2 separate regions of the Homo sapiens genome follow, and region 1 is linked to region 2. A link is a loop called in an ENCODE intact Hi-C map of the cell type or tissue named here. Cell type or tissue: IMR-90. All regions are shown on one strand. Links, peaks and the distances in the headings refer to the core of each region. The heading gives the core; the rest is flanking DNA. Region 1 has its middle 16 kb from the start of IL21-AS1. Region 2 overlaps NUDT6 (nudix hydrolase 6).

Region 1 (10,875 bases), core at 4,081-6,580, 310 kb before region 2:
CAGAAGGTGAAGTGGGAGTAAGCACGTCACATGGTGAGCGAGGAAGCAAGAGAGCAAGGGGAGAGGTGCAACACATTTTTAAATAACCAGATACCGTGTGAACTAACTGAGCAAGAACTCATTTATCACCAAGGGGATGGTGCTAAACCATTCATGAGGGATCTGCTTCCATGAGCCAGTCATCTCCACCAGGCCCCACCTCCAACATTGGGAACCATATTTCAACATGAGATTTGGAGGGGACAAACATCTGAACCATATCATCAGTGATATTCAAATATTCTGTATACTCGGTGATTTTTTTTTTTTTTTGTCTAGTTGGTCTACAAATTACTGAGGGAGGTGTGTTAAAAATTGCCAATTATAACTGTGGATTTGGTTATTTGTTCCTTTAGTTTTTTCAGTATTTGCTTCATGTATTTTGAAGCTCTGTGTTAGACGCATACACACTTATAATTGTAACTTATTCCTGATGAAATGATTCATTTATCATTATGAAATGTTCAATGTGCATCTCTTTCACTGGTACTACTTCTTGCTTTGAAGTGTATTTTATCTGATATTAACATTAGAACACACCTTCTAATACTTAATATTTTTATCACATATCTTTTTCTGTTCCTTTAAACCTACCTATGATTTTATATTGAAAGTGTGTCTCTTGTAGAAAGCATATAGCTGTGTTTTGTATTTTTACAAAGTCTGTTTCTGCTTTTTAATAGTGTTTAGTCCATTTTCATTTAATATTATTAGTTATATGGTTGGATTGAAGTCTATCATTTTCCTGTGTGTTTTCTCTTCATCCCGTCTGCTTTTTATTCTTGTGTTTCTTCTTTCCTGCCTTCTTTGGGTTAATTGAATATCTTTATTATTATATTTTAATTTCCCTCATATTTAAGTATTCCCTCCTTTTTTTTTTTTTTTTTTTTGAGACAGAGTCTTGCTCTGTCGCCCGGGCTGGAGTACAGTGGCATGATCTCATCTCACTGCAACCTCCACCTCCTGGGTTCAAGAGATTCTCTTGCCTCAGCCTCCCGAGTAGCTGAGATTACAGGCACCCACACCATGCCCAGCTAATTTTTGTACTTTTAGTAGAGACGGGGTTTCACCATGCTGGCCAGACTGGTCTCGAACTCCTGACCTCAAGTGGTCCACCCGCCTCGGCCTCCCATAGTGCTGGGATTACAGGCGTGAGCCACCATGCCCGGCCTGGTATTCCTTTTTTAATCCTTTTGAGCTACTACTAGGATTATGATATAAATTTTTAATTCATCATAGTCTGTGTAGTGTTAATTTGTACCACTTCATGTTAAATTTAAGAATCCTAAACAATGTAATTTAATTTACCACTACTCCATCTTGTGTGCTGTTATTATAGATTTTTTATAATCTCCACAAGAAGATGTTATAATTTTAATTTTTGGCATTAAACAGTTACTTGTCTTTGAAGGAAATTAAGAGAAGAAAAATGATATCATTCAATATTTACCCATATATCAACTATTTCTATTATTCTTTATTTTTTCTTGTATATCTGAATTTCTTCTGAGATCAGATGCCATTGGGCATGGTCAGGGTGGTATGGCCATAGACAAATTTCTATCTGCTATTATTTCCTTTAGTTTGAAGGATTTCCTTTAATAGTTTTTGTAGGAAATCTATTCGCTTTTAAAACTTTTTTTGAAAATACATTTGTTTTGCCGAATTTTTGAAGGATATTTTTATTGAATATAGAATTTGGGGTTTAGTTTCTTTAAGGCATGCTAAGGATGTTTTTTCATTGTCATCTTTTTAAATGTTTTATTAATATCTCAAATTTGTTTTATCAGTTTTTTCATTTTCTTCTGTCTTTGTTTCTGATGAGAAGTCAGATATCATTCTCGTCATCTTTTTCCCGTAAATAAGGCATCTTTTTTTCTCTTCTGGATGCTTTAAATTTTTTTCAATTTTCCATTGGTTTTACCAGTTTAACTATGGTAGGCATCATCTTCTTTGCATTTATACTGCTTGAGATCCTCTAAGGTGCTTAGGTCCACATGTTAATGTTTTTTACCCAATTTGGAAAATTTTTGGCCACCATTTTTATAGATTTTTTCTGCTTCATTATCTCCCTTGTTTCCCTCTGGGACTCCAATTTCACATTTTAGACCAATTGATGTTATTCTATGTCCCCAAGGTTCTAACCACTCTTCAACTTTCATTCTCTGTGTTCTTCAAATGGGAATGTTCAAATATATGTGTACAAGTCCACTGACCCTTTATTCTGCTATATTCAACCAATTAAGTCCATCCAGTGGTTTTTTTACTTCTGATATTATACTCCTTGGTTTTATAATTACCACTGCTTTTATAATTTCTGTGTTTCCTAAGACTCTCATCTATTCACTCACTATAACCATTTTTCCTTTAAGCCCTTGAGCACATTTATAACAGTTGCTTTAAAGTTATTGTCTGCCAATACCAATCTTTGGATTATCCTGGGGTATGTTTCTCTTAAGTGCTTTCTATACTCATATTTTCCTATTTCTTTGTGTGCCTATTATTTTTTGTATACTGATGTTATGCATGATACATTGTAGAGACTGCAATCTGTTATCTTTCTCTAGAGATGATGCTATTTGTTGTAGTAGGCATTTAAATTACTGGCTCATCACTTGAATTTGTGGAGGCATGATTTCACATTTTTGTTAGGATATGTTTGTTTTTGTTTTGCTTTTAGTCTTAGGATTAATTCCTATATCTTGACTGCTAAGGACTAGCCTCTGTGAGGTTTCAATGGAAAGCCCAAGGTGTTTACCAAGTCTCTCTGACTTGATGGGAACTATATGCCAGCTCTATCTATACTGAAGTGAATACCAGCTGAAATCTCTGCTGAGCCTTTTAGATAGTGCTGTCCATTGGGCTCCTGAAGTCTCTCTTGTCCATGCACAGTTCAGGGACTGTTCAAGGATTTGAGGCAGTTTATAGGCAGGTTTAGAGGCTCCCTACTCCAACTTTCTCCCTCAATTTCCAGCTACTCTGCCACCCCAAACTGTGTTCTCTGATCCTGCAAATCAATACACTGAAAACTTCTGCTTGAGTTCTGGTTTCCCTACATCTCATGGATTGGAGAGAGCCCCCAAGGCAAAAGTCATCTAAATGTAGCTCTCACTCGTTATGATTTTCTTCTTTCAGTAATCAAACTCTCTTCACTTTTTGCCTACTTTTCACTGTTCTTGGTGGGTGAATTATAAATAGTGGCTTTTCATATTTTATTTGAGGCTTATCATTGTTATTTGTGGGATAGTTGGTCTAAACTACTTGACCATTACCAGAATCAGAGCTTTCCCATAGTATTTCTTTTAGAGATGGGTTTCGCTATGTTGCCCAGGCTGAACTTGAATTCCTGGGCTCAAGCAATCCTCCAGTCTTAGCCTCCTGAGTACCTGGGACTACAGGCGTCCACCACCACACCTAGATACCCATAGTAGTGAACATTCACCTATCACAGAGTGTACCACACTGTGCTGTAATTATGAATTTTAATTGTTATGTCTCCCCCACTAGACTCTAAATCCTTTCCAGCAAGATCTATTTTCTGTAGTAGATTCCAGACCAGAAAAAATATAGGATATTACACCAAATTCTGTATGTTTTAATATGTTACCAATCCGTGCTTGACAAAGTGATGTTTTCTGATTGTCAAAGGAACATAAACAGTACAAACAACTGTGGGATCTCAGAATGTTTTACTCAGTGTAACTCTTCTACATGATTAGGGACTTTTCTGCCATTTTCATGGTAATGTAGCCTTACTACAAAGCATGTATTCAGGGAGTGGACTCTGTATCTGGCTCTGTAACCTGCAAGAAGCCAGCCTACTACTGCTAAGACCTAATGCTCTAAGTTGACTAGTAGGCTTCATAAACTGACCGGGCTCATTTTACAAAGAGTGGGAAGGGGATTCTACATTCTTATTTTCTACAGTTGGTTAGCCAGAGAGGATACTCCTAGAGGGGGGTTACACCTTAATTTCATTTAACTAGGGGTTTGGTGAGGATCTGAATACCATCATTCTTTTATAAAAGTTGTGTGGAAGATAATTTAAAGTGTGGAATTGAGGAGTCTATGAATTCAGCACTCTTCAATTGTAAGTGACAGAAATACAATTGAAACAGGCTTAAATATAAAAGAGGATTTTTTTTTCTTTTTGGCTCACATAAATAGGTTAATGGTGAACCTTCAGGCACAATCTATCTCCCTTTCTCTTACTCGGCTTTTGTCTGGAGTCGGAAGGCATTCCCCAGAGAATGATAAAGATGGCCACTGGTACTCTAGCCCAAATCTCATCAGCTTAGCAACCCCAGTAAGAAAATAATATCTCTCTCTAAATAATTACAAGAAATAGTACAGAAAGTCTTCCCATTGCTCTAGCTTGTGTTATGTACTCACACCTGGAGCTGGGGATGGAGTGAGACCAACCCCAGTTGACCACATAGGCTGATAGTTGAGCAATGAGGGATTTGCAAAGAAAAAGAGGGATTCTGATAATGGAAGAAGGAGGATAGATGTTAGGCAGACAAAAACAAAGGGTTTTGGTTTTTTGTTGCTTTTCAACAGAGAAAAAGAAGTTACAACATTAAATGTAGAAGCAACAGAGGCTAGACTAGAAGTGAGCAGAATCAAGGGATAAAAGACACTAAATAACGCAGAAGTAGTTAAAACATTCAGACTATATTGAGGAAACATATATTACGCAGAAAATAATGATAAACTTTTGGAAGAAGGAAGTGTGATCAAAGGCAGCTGTAAAAGAAGATTTAATTTATGTGTTTAATTAAAATGCTGCAACCTCAAATCTTCTGTGGCAAACACTGGGAACATTTTTTTAAATGACTTCTTCAATTATTAAGAAACTGTGTATTAAAATACAGTTCAATGAGGCCAAGGTTGTAGAAAGGAGGTTCTCACATGGGCTATTTGTCATGAAAGAAATTCCCTAAGTGGGATGAGGTGGGAATTCAGCACAAGCTATTGTCACTACAGGCAAAATAAGTCTGAAAACAAGCTTCTACATTGTTGAATGTGTAAACACTTTATAAGACATTTTCCCATACCTTATTCCATTTTATCTTTGTGAACATTCTATGATCTTAGAGAGGCTGAATTATTACAGCTGTTTCACAGATGAGGAAATCTGCAGCATGTTTCTGGCTTCTTCACAAATGAAGGATAAAGCATAACAATTTCCCAGTTAAAGAACTAAAGAGAACCCCGACTAGATTAAGGTCACGTTACCAAGAGCCAGTGACCAGGCATTCTGCCAGTTTCAGGATCCTGCGAGCTCCCTTCTCTGCTGTTTCTGTGTGAGCAGGTCCATCCCGAAAGGTATGTCACAGCATGTTTCAAACAGTCCTGTTCTTCACACTTAAGTTCTGTGGGTCCAAGAAGAAATGATTTTCCTGGCCCTGAGGCTCCTTTTAGAACTGATTTAGGTAGCGGAAATCTTTGTAAAGTCCAGGATAGAAAAAGTTGAGAATTTTTTTTAGAATTTACATTGTTTGCTTTTCGCCGGGTACGGGGTGACAAGGTCCTGATGTTCTTAGAACTGGGTGTCTGTATGTATTTGCGTTGTTTCAATAGGTGGCAGCATGTCCTCTTCTTTAAAAGGTATCTTTTTAAAAGGACATAGTGAAAGCTTCTGTTGGGAAATGAAAAAGTGACAATAAGAGAGGCAAATAGGAAATGTTCCCTGTGACACACGGTACATATATTGCTCATAGTCACAACTCAAGTCATTTAACAGGTTTTGATCCATCAGTAATAACTTTAGAACAAAAGTTGTATCATGGCACTTCTACTTCAAACTATAATGCCACTTAGGTCTCTCCTCACTGGGGACTCAGTATATTGGAAAAGTTTTGGGTAAGCAATGTGAAGCACTTTCCCACACGCCATTTTGTCAATGATTCTGTTTCCATTTTGGCCGCACCCTTTCGTTGTCTACCTTCTTCAGTGTGAGCAGCTCCAATCTCTCTTCTCCCTTCAGGATGGATTTATTAATCAACAGGTGTAAATATTTTAATTCTATTCGCAATGGAGTTTCTCCCGAAGGGACCCTCCAAGGAATGTTTTGTTCTCACTGGGTCAAACAAGAAAGGGAGAGGCTTACTAGAAGCTTAGAACCTGACAACTGCCCTATGTTCCAATAATATTGAAAGAAGTTAGCCAGCTTGCTTTAGGCAGACAGTAAGGGAAGGGTCCCCTAGAATCTCTGACCCGTCCTACAAGTGTTTATACCAGATGTTTTGCGCAGATAAGGGAGCTTGCCTAAACATGCCTGCGGTGGAAAATTCCATTCCTTAACACAAGTGCAGTAAGGGAAACAAATCAATATGGAGCGGCTCAGTCTAAGGGCCCGAATGCGCACTGCAAGGAAGGGGTAGAGCCTCCAGGAATTCATGCCTTAAGCTGGGATATTTAACTGTGAAGGAGGCAACCGGATTTCAGGACCCCTCTCTTTGCTGAGAGCTTTCCTTTTGCTTAATAAATTCTACTCCGCTCACTCTCTTGGTTCGGTGCACCTAATTTTTCCTGGTTGTGAGAAAAGAAGCCAGACCTAGCTGAGCTAAGGAGCAAAAATCCTGCATTAATATAAATATCCCTATCTGGGAGAATTTATTCAGTTTGTGGCATGGAAGTGATGGCTGCCCTGGGGTAGGGGTTGGTTGGTCAGGAGGAAGTAGCAGGTCCTCTTGGTATGTAGGATGTAGGGTACACATCAGTAGTGTCATATTCTCTCACTTGAGCACTCGCTCTTCGTGCTGCAACTGTATTCATCTCCGTAAACTGGACTCCTTTAGGTTAAATGGGCTTAAAGATAAATTGTGACCAAAAAAAGAAATAATCTATATAAAATATATATAATAAATATATGTAATTATACATAATTTTACATGAACAAATATATCCTAACTTTCCTGAAACTCCCTCTATTATGACAATATAATTTATCTTTGCCTTAAGCCCTCCTATTTTAAAAATAAACTTTTTAAAGGAAAAAAATGCACTCCACCTGCCCAGATCTCCTTGGATTCTTTTTATCAGCTCTGTATGCTCATCCCCCAATCTTCTGCATGCTTTGATACCAGCTTGTGTTTGGGACACTCAGAGGATTGCCCTCTCTTTATTATGCAATTGGTATGCACTGGAGCAGCCTCTTCAGAATTCTGAAGCTTGGTAGAGGTGAGTGGCTAGTGTGGGAGGACAAAAAGCCCAGCCCCTTTGCCTCCAAGCACAGCTGACAACTCCGCAGGGTAATTTATGCCCTGAGGATCCCACAGGATCAGGCTGAACCTGGGGAGTCACCTAAAATCATGCCCTGGCTTGGCTTTCCCCTTCCCTATCCTGCTTTTCTCACTCAATTACTGATTTATCTGGGAGCGTCTCCTTAGTAAATCACAGGCACCTGAATCCTTAACTCATCACCTACTTACCTATGATGTGTGAGGAACGTAGGGCTGGGCAACATGGTGAAACCCCGTCTCTACTAAAAATACAAAAATTAGCTCCACATGGTGGCACTCATCTGTAGTCCCAGCTTCTTGGGAGACTGAGGCAGGAGAATCACTTGAACATGGGAGGTGTAGGTTGCAGTGAGCTGAGATCACATCACTGTACTCCAGCCTAGGTGATGGAGCAAGACCATGTCTCAAGAAAAAAAAAAAAAAAAAAAAAAGATTATAGGGGAAAGAACACATATACATATACACACACACAAACACACACAAAAAAACCCTTTCCTCCCCAAACTGACCACTTCTCGGCCATCTCTCACCAGGAAGATGGTGACGTGATCAGCACTAGTTTTAAAAAAATCTTAAAGTTGTTCTTGTTGACTGAAGTACCACAACTTAGAATCCTGTGGCAACTTCTGGGCTTTTACCTCACTCTCTTCCCAGTTATCACCTAGCCAATTGTTTTCCCTCTCCATAGCCTTCTCCAGCTTCTGCTGTGTGTCATTTATCAGATAGAACTTTTTAAAAAACACTTTTCCATCATTTATTTTCAATTTTTTATTGAAATATAACATACATAGAGAAAAAAATGGTATTAATCATAAGTATACAACTCAACAAATACCATCTTATAGGTCAAGAAATACAACATTACTAGTACCCCAGAAGCACCCGTTTATACTCTCTCTCAACTTATTGATGTGTTCAATTCCATTATATGATTGTTCCACAGTATTTCATTTTGAGAGAAGGTAGAACTCTTTTAGAGACTCATAAATGAACGTATAGATGCTTCGAATTTTCTATTTTTGTAAAGGGGGAGGAGATATAATATGGAAGGGTGTTCGTTGTATGATTGGATATTTTATTTGCCAGAAGAATTCTAGACAATACAAACCCAGAAGTTTTCTATAGAAAAATATTTTTGCTAAAATTTTAATGATAAGTGGAAGAACGTTTCCATTTTTATCTTTCAAGTTTCATACTGCTGAAGTCCAGTTTCAAAAATAAAGAAGAGGTGTGGTTACATCTGATAAGAGAATGGGGGAATATTTGCAGAAGATACAAGATAGATAATAGGAAGAAGTTATAAGGGAAAAAATCAATAGCACACAAATTGCATAATAAATAGAAGGCAAATTGTGTGTTAGGAATGAAAACGCTGTGGGAGACCTTCATTGCAGAACCCACCAATTCTTTCTGCAAATATTTAATGAGTTTTTTCAATGTTCAGGACATTGGTCTAATAGCCAGACATACAGCAGTGAATAAAAAAGACAAAAATTCCTGTCCACATGGAACTTATATTCTAGTGGAAGACAGAGACTATAAACACGTAAATGGTTAAAATATATGTGTCCAGGGTGGTAAGTGCTATGAAGAAAAATAAAGCAGAGGTATTTGGGCAATTTAAAGTAAGGTGGTAGTGAGGCAAGACCTGGTGGAGAAGATGATATTTGAGTAAAGTCATAAAGGAGGTGAGGGAATGGGCCACATGGACATTTGGCAGGAGAGCATCCAAACAGAGGAAATAAAAAGTGCAAATGCCTTAGGAGAGAGTGTTCCTGTAATGCTGGAGAACAGAAAGAGCGCCAATGTGGCTGGAGTCAAGTAAAAAGAGTGAAAACAAGGTTAGAGAGGCTGGAGGTGGAAGAGATGTGACCAAGTAACCCTTGTAGGACTCAGGTTTTACTCTGAATTATATGGGAAGTGTTGGAAGATTTTGAGCTGAGAGGTGGCATACTCTGATTGGTTTTTAAAGGGACCATTCAAGTTGTTTTGTTGCAGATAGATTTTGGTGAGGGGCAAGGACAAAAGCAGGAAAACTATTTGGGAAGGTGACCTGGTTTGAATCTGTGTCTGCACCAAATCTCATATTGCATTGTAATCCCCAGCTGGGGGTGGGGCCTGGTGGGAGGTAACTGGATCGTGGGGGCGGAGTTCTCATGAATGATTTAGCATCATCCCCCGCTTGGTACTGTATGCTCCCCCTGCCCGCTCCTCCTGCTCCAGCCATGTGAAGATGCCTGCTTTGGCTTTGCCTTCCACCATGAGTAAAAGCTCCCTGAAGCCTCCCCAGAAGCAGATGCAGCCATGCTTGTATGGCCTGTGGAGCCATGAGCCAATTAAACCTCTTTTCTTATAAATTACCCAGCCTCAGGCATTTCTTTAAAGCAATGTGAGAACAGACTAATACAGAAGATATTACAGTCATCTGAGTGAAGGATTATGGTGGCACCAACAAAGTAGAAACTGGAGGTGGTGAGAGAGGATTTTAGAGATACTTTGAAAACAGAACTGACTGGCTTTGGTGAGAATTTGATTCAGCATGTAAGAGGGAGATGTCAAGAAATACATCAATGAATAAATCATGTGTTTTGTGTTTAGTTCAATTTAATTTTGCCAACATTTGTTTTCTACTATATGTTATTTACTGTGTATGAGGCACTGTGCTTGCCTCATATACAGTAATTTCTCTTTCCATTTCTCTGGAAAGAGAAACTGACATATAAATAAATAAATCTGCATATACTATATTAAGTCTAATAATCAAAGTATGCTCAAGTTCTGAAAGTGGGAAGGGGTCAACACTGTCACAGAAATACAGTAAGATGGCAATGGAAATCCTTTGAGAAGAATGATGACTAAGTTGAATATTGATGGACATCTGAGTGTTTTCTTTTTCAGGTTATGTGTATATTTTTTCTTTCTTTTTTTAAATTTTCCTTTAAGTTCCAGGATACATGTGCAGAACGTGCAGTTTTGTTACATAGGTATATGTGTGCCATGGTGGTTTGCTGCACCTATTGACCTATCCTCTAAGTTCCCTCCCTTTACCCCCCACCCACCAACAGATGCTGGTGTGTGCTGTTCCCCTCCCTGTGTCCATGTGTTCTCAATGTTCAACTCCCACTTATAATTGAGAACATGTGGTGTTTGGTTTTCTGTTCCTGTGTTAGTTTGCTGAGGATGATAGCTTCCAGCTTCATCTATGTCCCTGCAAAAGACATATTCTCATTTCTTTTTATGGCTGCATAGTATTCCATGGTGTATATGCACCACATTTTCTCTATCCAGTCTATCATTGATGGGCATTTGGGTTGGTTCCATGACTTTGCTATTGTAAATAGCGCTGCAATAAACATATGTGTGCATGTGTCTTTGCAGTAGAATAATTTCTATCCCTTTGGGTGTATACCCGGTAATGGGATTGCTGGGTCAAACCTGAGTGTTTTCTAAGCATTACAAGGGGATGGAGGAATAATATTCTAGGGAGAGGTCACTGCCAGTGTGAAGTTACAGAGGAATGAAACAACATGGTGTGTCTAGGGAACTAGAAGCAGATTGGATTGGCTGGAATGTGAAGTCCAAGGTGAAG
Region 2 (10,025 bases), core at 7,181-9,680:
CTATTCAGTCTCCTTTGCAGCTCTGATATTCTTACAGTTGGATCTAGGCCTGATTTTCAATATTGCCTTTGTGGCTGGAGAATATAGGGGTCTCTTTAAATGGTGCCATGGAGGTCTTGGGGTATTCATATTGTGCCTTGAATTGACAGGCTGACTTGAGCTTGTCATTTTTATTTTGCCAAGGCATCTAAACAAGTTAACAAAAGCTAGCCATCTCCAAAGCTATATAATTATTATTACGTACTTTTAAAGTGCCATGGCTACCAAACGACTCAATACTTCTGTTTCCATCTGTACCTCATTCCTTTCCATATGTAAGAATCTTAGTAGCTGCTATGTTACTATATGCCAGGGCTTATCACTACCCAACTCTATTGATGCCAGCATGCTGACTGGACCTGGAAAGTAGGAAGTGTCACGTATTCTAGATGTCCTAGTAAGACATCTAGGTGCTAGAGGATAGGAGATGCCCCTATTAAGTGTTTAGAAGTATAGTTGTCAGAGGTGTTTAAATCAGAGTGACCCCATCTTGTAAAGAGGCTAGGTAAAATAAGGCTGAGACCTGCTGGGCTGCATTACCAGGAGGTTAGGCATTCTAAGTCACAGGATGAGATAGGAGGCCACACAAGACACAGGTCATAAAGACCTTGCTGATAAAACAGGTTGCAGTAAAGAAGCCAGCCAAAACCCACCAAAACCAAGATGGGGATGAAAGTGACCTCTGGTCATCCTTACTGCTCATTATATGCTAATTATAGTGCATTAGCATGCTAAAAGACACTCCCACCATGACAGCTGACAAATGCCATGGTAATATCAGGAAGTTACCCTATTTGGTCTAAAACGGGGAGGAACCCTCAGTTCCGGGAATTGCCTGCCCCTTTCCTGGAAAACTCATGAATAAGCCAACACTTGTTTAGCATATACTCAAGAAATAACTCTAAGTATCCTTAGTGGAGAAGCCCAAGCCACTGCTCTGCATATGGAGTAGCCATTGTTTATTCTTTTCTTTCTTTTTTTTGAGACGAGTCTCACTCTGTCGCCCTGGCTGGAGGGCAGTGGCATGATCTCAGGTTTCGGCAACGTCTGCCTCCTGGGTTCTAGTGATTCTCCTGCCTCAGCCTCCTGAGTAGCTGGGATTACAGGCATGCGCCACCATGCCCTGCTAATTTTTGTGTTTTTTTAAAGTAGAGATGGGGTTTCACCATGTTAGCCAGGCTGGTCTCAAACTCCTGGCCTCAAGTGATCCACCTGCCTCAGCCTCCCAAAGTGCTGAGATTACAGGCACCAGCCACCGCACCTGGCCTATTTCTTTACTTTCTTTTTTTTTTTTTTTTTCTGAGACAGAGTTTCGCTCAGTCACCCAGGCTGGAGTGCAGTGGCGCGATCTTGGCTCACTGCAACCTCCACCTCCCGGGTTCATGCCATTCTCCTGCCTCAGCTTCCTGAGTGGCGGGAACTACAGGCGCCCACCACCACGCCCGGCTAATTTTTTGTATTTTTAGTAGAGACAGGGTTTCATGTGTTAGCCAGGTTGGTCTCGATCTCCTGACCTCGTGATCTGCCCGCCTCGGCCTCCCAAAGTGCAGGGATTACAGGCATGAGCCACTGCGCCCGGCCCCTTTACTTTCTTAATAAAACTTGCTTTCACTTTACGGATTCACCCAAATTCTTTCTTGTGTGAGATCCAAGAATCCTATCTTGGGGTCTGGATCAGGACCCCCTTCTGGTAACAGTAATCTGTAGATCTCTAAGGTATGGGCGATTTGGTGCACCTTGCAACTATCCCCACTCACAGCACTTGGAGCAATACTTTTTTACATTTTGGAAGCAGCATATATCATATTTGGGAATATCTCTCCAATTCATTTCTACTAACAAAAAGCCTGGATCCTTTCCTCCTACTGTGAATTGTAACTAAAAATAAAATCCTAAACCCCTCCCAACTGAATGGACCCCCTCTTGACCAAGGGGACCCCAAAAAAATCTTATAAACTAAATCCCCAGCCATGATGTGTAGGGAGGTTGGACACACCGCATTATACCCCTTCCTTTTTGGAGTTTAGTCACAACTGACCATTATTATGTTAACATAAGGTAACAAAATGGACTCTTTGTGACAATAAGATACCAAATTATAAACAGGATCTAAAGCCATGCCAGACAAGGGTTAAGTCACACAACCCTGCAGGTCACTCTGACCCAGTGTAATATTGGTTGACAGACTTCTTTATTTTAACTTAAAACATTCTTTCTGCTGACTCTAAATTTTTAGACAAAGCTTCACTTCCTTAATCAATTGTAAATTAGAGAATCTGTGAATCTACCTATAGCCAGTAAGCCCCCTCTTTAAACATCCTGCCTCTTCAAAACATCCTGCCTTTTCAGGCGAAATAAATGTATACCATCCACATATTGATTTATGTCTCTGCTTGTAACTCCTGCCTCCCTCAAACTTATTAAACAAAACTGTAATTCAATTGCCCACTGGCACACGTTTGCAGGACCTCTTGAGATGCATTTCCCAGACCAAGGTCATTCATTGGTTCAAAATAAACCTTTTAAAAATGTTTTACAGAGTCTGACTTTTCCATTAACAGAATTAATAAAATGGCATTCTGATTTATAAATTAATCTCTTATTACCCTGACTTAATCTTACTCAAAATCCAAACAACTCTGAGTAAAGGAAAACAATTAAAGTTTGTTAACTTTTAAAGGACCAACTGCTGAATCATGTGTTCTCTGAAAAGTTCAGCCATCTCAGTGAGCAAAAAACAAAAGGATTTTTAATAAAAACTTCTTTCTTTCTTACTTACAGTCTACAGTCTTTATTTGGGTCTTCTAAAAACTGTAAAAATAGATCATCATCCTAGGTTTTGAGAAGAACTGATAATTACTCTATATCTCCTTAAATTAATCATCTCCCCGCCATCCCAGCTTTTTTTTTTTTCTTGAGACAGGGTCTTACTCTGTCATCCAGGCTGGAGTGCAGTGGCTTGATCATGGCTCACTGTAGCCTTGACCTTCCAGGCTCAAATAATCCTTCCACCACAGCCTCCCAAGTAGCTGGGACCATAGGTGCGCACCACCATTCCTGCCTATGTTGTTTTTTTAGTCTAGGTTTAGTGAAAAGATTACCCTATAGGCTTCTGATTCTGCCTATTAACTAGTTGCATAATGTTGAATAAGTTATTGTAACCTCTCTAAATCTCAGTCCTAAAATAATGGAGATAATAATAAGTATGATTATTAAATGAGAAACATTTCATGGAAATTATTTCATGCAAGTATTTTATGTCATCACAAATTATTTGATTATCTGGTTTTATTTCTACTGACAGAGCAAAACATGATAGAATTAAAATTTTTTTTTTACCCCGAAAACCTCATAAACTAGGATCAGGAATGTGTGCTATAACAGAGGAATAAGTATTAGCAAATGTTTGGCTATGACTTCTTAGGAGGCTAAAGGCCAGAACAGAGCCTTCTGTGCACTACAGGCTGGTACTACCACTTTATTAAGGTTTTTAATTCTCTTTAGAGATGACTACAGGTTCTAAGAGCCACCAAATAAACCATTCATGAACCTATCTAGGGTTAATTACTCAACAGTCACCAAGCCTAAAGGTATGACCTTCAAATGACTGTAAAGGCCATACAAAAGAAACTCAGAGTGGAAAAAGGGAAAACTCTCCACTTGAATCTTTGTAAGTAAACATTACAGGATGAACTCAGTTATTCCAAAGAATGATGCAAACAGTGCCACTGTGGATTGAGTTTTCCCCTACAATGGGATGACGCCTATTTATTTGTTTTGTCATTAGGTCTGGATCTCCCTTTGTTTTCTGACTATGTTGAAAAACACTAAGAAACATTTCAGAAAACACTTTCACTTATTTGAAACTAAGATGAATAAAACTAGAGACGCATTAAGTGCAACCATGATTTAACAGAGAACCATAAAAGTTTTAGTGGTTTACCTGGAATTCAGGCAAATTTATTAAACATAGTTTTCACTATTACCCTGTTTTAAAAATATAGCCCAACTCAATTCTTTCCTTTTCAATTACATATTTCAAGTACAGATTGCTCTGGGAGTTTGATTTCTGTAAGCTGAACCTGTTAAGTCACTTGTCTTTGCAGGTTTTATAAAGAAACAAAAAAATCTACTCAAAAAACATAAAGCTGTCTAGGTTTGGAGTAAGACAATTCAGCTATATCTGCCAGGAAAGCTCCTTTTTTTCCAGATTCCAATGCAGTTTTTAACATTAACATACCCAAGTTTGTTTTCTATGAATTTCTGTGTTTTATGACATGAATAATAACATGGCTAGATTCTTATTTGGTAGATTAACCAACCCTGAAGGACTGCTTGGAGTGGCACAATCATGTTATCTGGCTGTCTTTCAGCCTCTGTTAAAGTCCATAATGAAATTTTATTTGACAAAATCACTTCTGAAACCCAGTGTGCTATTTAAAAAACCTTCATGGTTTACCCTTTTCTTTCCATACTACCAAAGTGGCTTAGATCACATTTTATCCATATATTGTATAAGTATTTATGCTATGTACATGGAAGATACATAGAATTAAGTATTACAATATTTTGTTTGACCATTGAGTCTAACTCCTAAATTTTATAAATGGGGAAACTTAGGTCCCCAGAGTCAGAAAGACAGTTAATGGCATGGCCAAATCCTAGGGACCCGGGTCTGCTGATTCCGTTTTGTCTCATTAACATCATTCACATGAGCCCAGGAAAGATTAAATAAATTCTGGTGATCTACTTCTTCTTTAAATGAAAAGAGAGATAATTAAAGGGATATACTTAGAAGACAGTAAAACCCTTTTATGGTATCTCTTTAGAAGTAACTGCTACATACCAAAGTATAGTTTTGTTTTAAACATAACAAAAGAAATTAATCAATTTATGTTACTTGTACATACAGTATTTCGGGCATATCATCTATCTGCTATATTGGAGAGAGTTATAATATCCACTCTGGGTTGAAGCCAACTTTACAAAGTAGAAGTGGCAAAGGGATTGGAACTCTGGTCAGTCTGGCTCCCAAGTCCATTTTGTTCATATCAGCTCCCTCTCATTGGGCATACTGTTGTCAGGCTAATTTGCATATTGTTATTAGATTAATTTTGTCCATATATCATCTTCATCATTTTGTCATCACAATCAAAATCTTTTAATAGTTACTGTTTCCATGTCAAGTCTAAACTCATCTGCCTGGTTCTCATGACTAGGCCCTACTTTTACCACTCAATAATGCCTCCTACTCTCTGGTCATAACCGTTACATATATATGTCCCAATTCAAATATAAAACTTATTGAGGGCTAGGTACAATACTACTTTAGGTGTTCTATAAATTTCTGTTGAGGACAAAAAGCTTAATTTGAATCAGAGATCCTGCCTTAATGAAAACTTCAAAGTTACTTGGAGCCATAAGAATAGTTTTAGATAGCATTTCCAAGAAATATGTGACACTGCTTTCAGCTATCATTACAAACATTAATTTAAACTTTAAGAACATATGTGGTGGGGAAAAATGTTTGACTATGTCCACTAATATTTGCTGAAGTCTCAGAAAGTATCAAAATCATTATTCTCTTTCACTTTTACTTCTGACTCCTGAGCATGAAAACATCTGATCCCTAATCACGGTACTTCTCTGGGAAATATTTGTTGCTTCTAGTCACCTAGACTCCTTATCTTGGTATCCAATCCTCTTCACATTGTTTCCAATCTAGCTCTCAAGTCAAATATCTTACCACTGTCCATATTCTGGGCCACACTGAACTTTTTACCATTATTTCTAAACTATGTCAGTCCCTTTCTGAGCTCTGTGCCTTTGTATAAGCAATTCGAATTTTATCAGTTTGTTTTTTATTTTTTTTCTTCTGCACCTGGAAAGCTCCTACTCATTCTTCAAGACCTAGTTTAAATTTCACCTCCTTTGAGAAGTCTTTGGGGACTTCTTCAGGCAAAGTTAATTGCTGTCATCTATTGTATGACTGTCTTTCCAAATAAATAGTAAGCTGCAGGGCATAAGGTATATCGTCTTACTGCTTTTTATATTCTCAGCACCTGGCACAGAGTAGAAACTCATTGAATGCTGAATGAATGGAAGAATATCTTGGTAATATATTAAAGCAGACTTGTCTTCCCAATTAAATACAGTCATTTATAATTTTCCTTTAGCCATAAAGTAATAGATAGTAACACTGAGTGTTACCTGGAAATTTTCAAGGTCTGTATAAGTAGTTTGGTTTAAATAAATATCTAAGGTGATCCATAACTGCTTAGAAATGATTTTTAAAATACCTTTCTATAACCCCTTAGGCATATTAAAATTTCTATATTTTATTCTTCTCTAGAAAGAAATAAACATTTAGGAAGCAATTTATAAAACAGAAGCAGCTTACTTTATTTCGATCTTGTACAACCAGTATTTTTCTAGTACTTTCATCAAATACAGCTCCTATTAGGGGAAAAAGAAAAGATAATTGAGAAATATTAATTTCATTCACCTTAATCTCCTCCCACACTCTCTATCTGTGGTGATAAAAATTCTACCCATACTTGAAGCCTTGGTTCAAATACAGGTTGAGTATTCCTTATCTAAAATGTTTCAGAGCAGAAGTGTTAGATTTTTCTGGATTTTGGAATATTTTCATATACATAATGAGGTATCCTGGGGATAGGACCCAAGTTTAAACATGAAATTCATTTATGTTTCATATACACCTTATACTCATAGCCTGAAGGCAATTTTATACAATATTTTAAATAATATTGTGCATGAAAACAGTTTTGACTGCATTTTGACTGTGACTTGTCACATGAGGTCAGGTATGGAATTTTCCACTAGTGGCATCATGCCAGTGCTCAAATACTTTTGGATTTTGCAGCATTTTGGATCTTAGATTTGTAGATTGGGGATGGTCAAGCTGTACCACCACCTCATCCATGAAGACACTAAGTGCCTGTCTTAGTCCATTTGGGCTGCTATAACAAAATAACCACAGACTGGATAGTTTATAAACAACAAACTTATTTCTCACAGTTCTAGAAGCTAGGAAGTCCAAGATCAAGGTGCTGGCAGATTCAGTGTCTAATAAGGGCTCATTCTTTACAGACGATGCCTTCTAGCCCTGTCCTCACATAGTGAAAGGGGCAAACAAGCTCCTGTAGGCCTCTTTCATAAGGACACTAATCCCATTCATGGGAGCTCTGCCCTCATGATCTAGTCACCTCCCAAAGGCCCCACCTCTTAATACCATCACATTGGGGATCAGGTTTCAACATATGAATTTTAGGGGGAACAAACATTCAGACAACAGATGTGCTTACAATATTTATTGAATAAATGAATTGACTTCTCATTTTTATTCCTTGAATCACTATGCATACAACACAGGCTGTGCCCCCTGATGATCCAAATCTCAAATATCTCAATATTCATTTCAAGACCTTTCTGAAGCCAATTAAATTTTCTTATTATGTATATACACAACTTTATAATCTACTAATATACTGCTTTGGAAGAGTTCTTTGTTTTATATATGTTTTAAGTTCTAGTTCATTTTTTTTTGTTTATTCATTCATCATACACATTGCATATTCTCTCTTTCTTTTTAAAAATATTTCCCTTTGGGCAATCTTGGGTCAAAAATACAAATGACGTATTAGTGATTTTTATTATGATCTTTTAGATGTTATGATTTAAACATTACTTGTATTTAAATAATGTGGGATGACATTTTTTAAAAGATACTTTCTACATATTTGTCCATGCTTTCAGTATTAACTGAGTTCCTCTATATAATGTACATAGATCCTGTGCATATTAATTGAGCTCCTACTATGTGCCAGGCACTTTTCTAGGTGCTACAGATACAGTGGTGAACAACACAAATGAAACTCCCTATCCTTATGGGGTTCACATTCTGGTATGTGTGTGGGGAGGCGCCAAAACAAACAAAAAATAAATTATATAGAATATTAGAAGGTGATAAATGCTATGTAGAATATAGAGAAGGAATAAATATGTGTAACATGGGGAAAAGTAATTGAAATGCAATTGAAATGAAAACACCACACTTGACTATTTTAAAGCAGGAAGGAAAATCACCAAGTGAGATATAATTAACATTAATGTTGGCTTCTATTAGAAAATGTAAGCTATAATTTAACTGGACTTTACAAGAGGTAGACTGCCAAAGAAATGCCAAGGAAACTTACTCTTAAATTTTAATAATTTGTGGTTACTCAAATTGAACTTGTCCCTAATGAATTCACTGTAAACATGAGCACAGTATCAGAGACAAAACCAGCACCACTAAAGCACAATTTGAGCGACCTCTGCTGGTCACAACATAAAAATTATTATTATGATTAGGCACTGTGCTTCAACGTACATTAGCTCAGGTATAAGTCACAATAATCCTGTGAGTGATATGAGTGTCTGGCTTCATATAGCTCTAACTGGTAGAACTGGGACTGATAGCCAGTCTGTCTGGATTCTAGGCAGGCACACTCTTCTCACTGTGCAATGCTGCCCCTCAACAATACTGAAACTTCTCTCTCAGAAGACTCACATTTCCATCCCATTCATTAAAAAAATATTGAATATCTACTTTATGTCACTCGCTGTCTTTAGCTTGAGGATATCGTGGTGACCAAGACAGATAAAATATCTGCCTTTATGGAGTTTATATTATTGTGGGGGAGATTAAGTGATACAATATAATTAATTTACATACATGATATAATAGAGTTTCAGACTGTGATAAATGCCATAAAGAAACATAGAGCTGGATAAAGGGACAAGGAATGATGGCACTAGTGTGCAGGGAGAAGTCACTTCTAACAGAAGGGTCAGGGGCTTTTCTGAGAAGGAGACACTTGAGCAGAAACTTCGGCTATGAAGAACTAGATAAAGAAAGTTCTGGAGAAGCATGCTGCAGGAAGAGGAGCCAGTAGATGTCAAGGCTCTGAGTCAGACACAAGCTTGCTAAGTTTGAAAAGCAAAAGAAAGCAATGGCTCCAGCTATTCCAGCCACATCTGCCTTCGGTAGTTTATAACAAATGCCAATTATTTTTCTTTCCACCTAAAAACTCTGCACCCCAGCCTGGGCAACATGGCGAAACCCTATCTTTGCAAAAAATACAACAATTAGCCTAGCATGGTGGCGCATGCCTGTAGTCCCAGCTACTTGGGAGGCTAAGGCAGGAGGATCACTTGAGCTAAAGAGGTGGAGGTCGGAATGAGCCCAGATCATGACACTGCATTCCAGCCTGGGTGACAAAGTGAGACCCTGCCTCAAAAAAAAAAAAAAAAAAAAAAAAAAAAACAACTCTGCACCTTTCCAGAACAATTTCTTACATTACCTCGTCCACACCCCCAACAGTGGCTTCAAATCCTAGTTAGTGTTCAAGATTGGTCAAGTTCTGCATCTCTTATTCTTTGAACTGCTCTGACACTCTAAACTATAATGTACAATATACAATATAGTACTTAGTTATCAACAGGCCCTTCATAGGATACTCTTTTTGCATATATTACCAATTCTGTAGTAATAACTGGGAACTCTTAAGAGTCTGTGCCCGTGAATGATAATTATTTGCATAACTTTCCATTGAAGTGTGAGGCTGTCACTAAATTATTGAGTAGAATCTTTTGAAATAGAGCTGAACGGAGAGTTTCTGAATGTCTACTTGCTACAGGGAAGTAAGACAGGGACAGAGAAGACATCATTAGGCATTCTTGAACAACTCCTTGAAAAGCCTTGAAAAGCAAACTACCTTAAAAACTCTTGTAAATTATATAAAGGCAAATAAAATTATTAATTAAATAACTAATATGCTTCATTGCTTTCATTTATTAAGGTCATAAGGATCCCTTACTATTATAGTTTTTCTAGAAATCTAAGAATTTTGGTCCTTAAAGGGTAGTACTGAGACCACCACCAGCAGCAGCAGCAGCAGCAAAAACAGAAACAGCCAGGA

The links. Hi-C counts contacts between places; a loop is a spot of excess contacts. Peaks named below come from ENCODE experiments on the same cell type or tissue, not always from the same donor. Only the 100,000 strongest peaks of a DNase experiment are listed, where the experiment ranks them.
Region 1: it touches region 2 in a loop (7-fold over the local background); 41 of 110 quality-filtered maps call a loop at or near these places.

What each region holds. Positions count from the first base shown.
Region 1 is chr4:122,597,129-122,608,003 of GRCh38, forward strand. No RefSeq gene overlaps it. Among named protein-coding and RNA genes, the nearest start is that of IL21-AS1, 16 kb to the right of the region's middle. In IMR-90, for the core only: a CTCF peak has its summit at 5,618; no DNase peak of the experiment used is centred there; H3K27me3 peaks cover 162 bases.
Region 2 is chr4:122,906,129-122,916,153 of GRCh38, forward strand. It overlaps NUDT6 (nudix hydrolase 6), which reads right to left. Exons shown (of 5, transcript NM_007083.5): 3 at 6,440-6,495. Among named protein-coding and RNA genes, the nearest start is that of NUDT6, 11 kb to the right of the region's middle. RefSeq lists an enhancer at 686-980. In IMR-90, for the core only: a CTCF peak has its summit at 8,362 (motif pointing left); DNase peaks (open chromatin) are centred at 8,363 and 9,013; H3K4me3 peaks cover 150 bases; H3K27ac peaks cover 219 bases.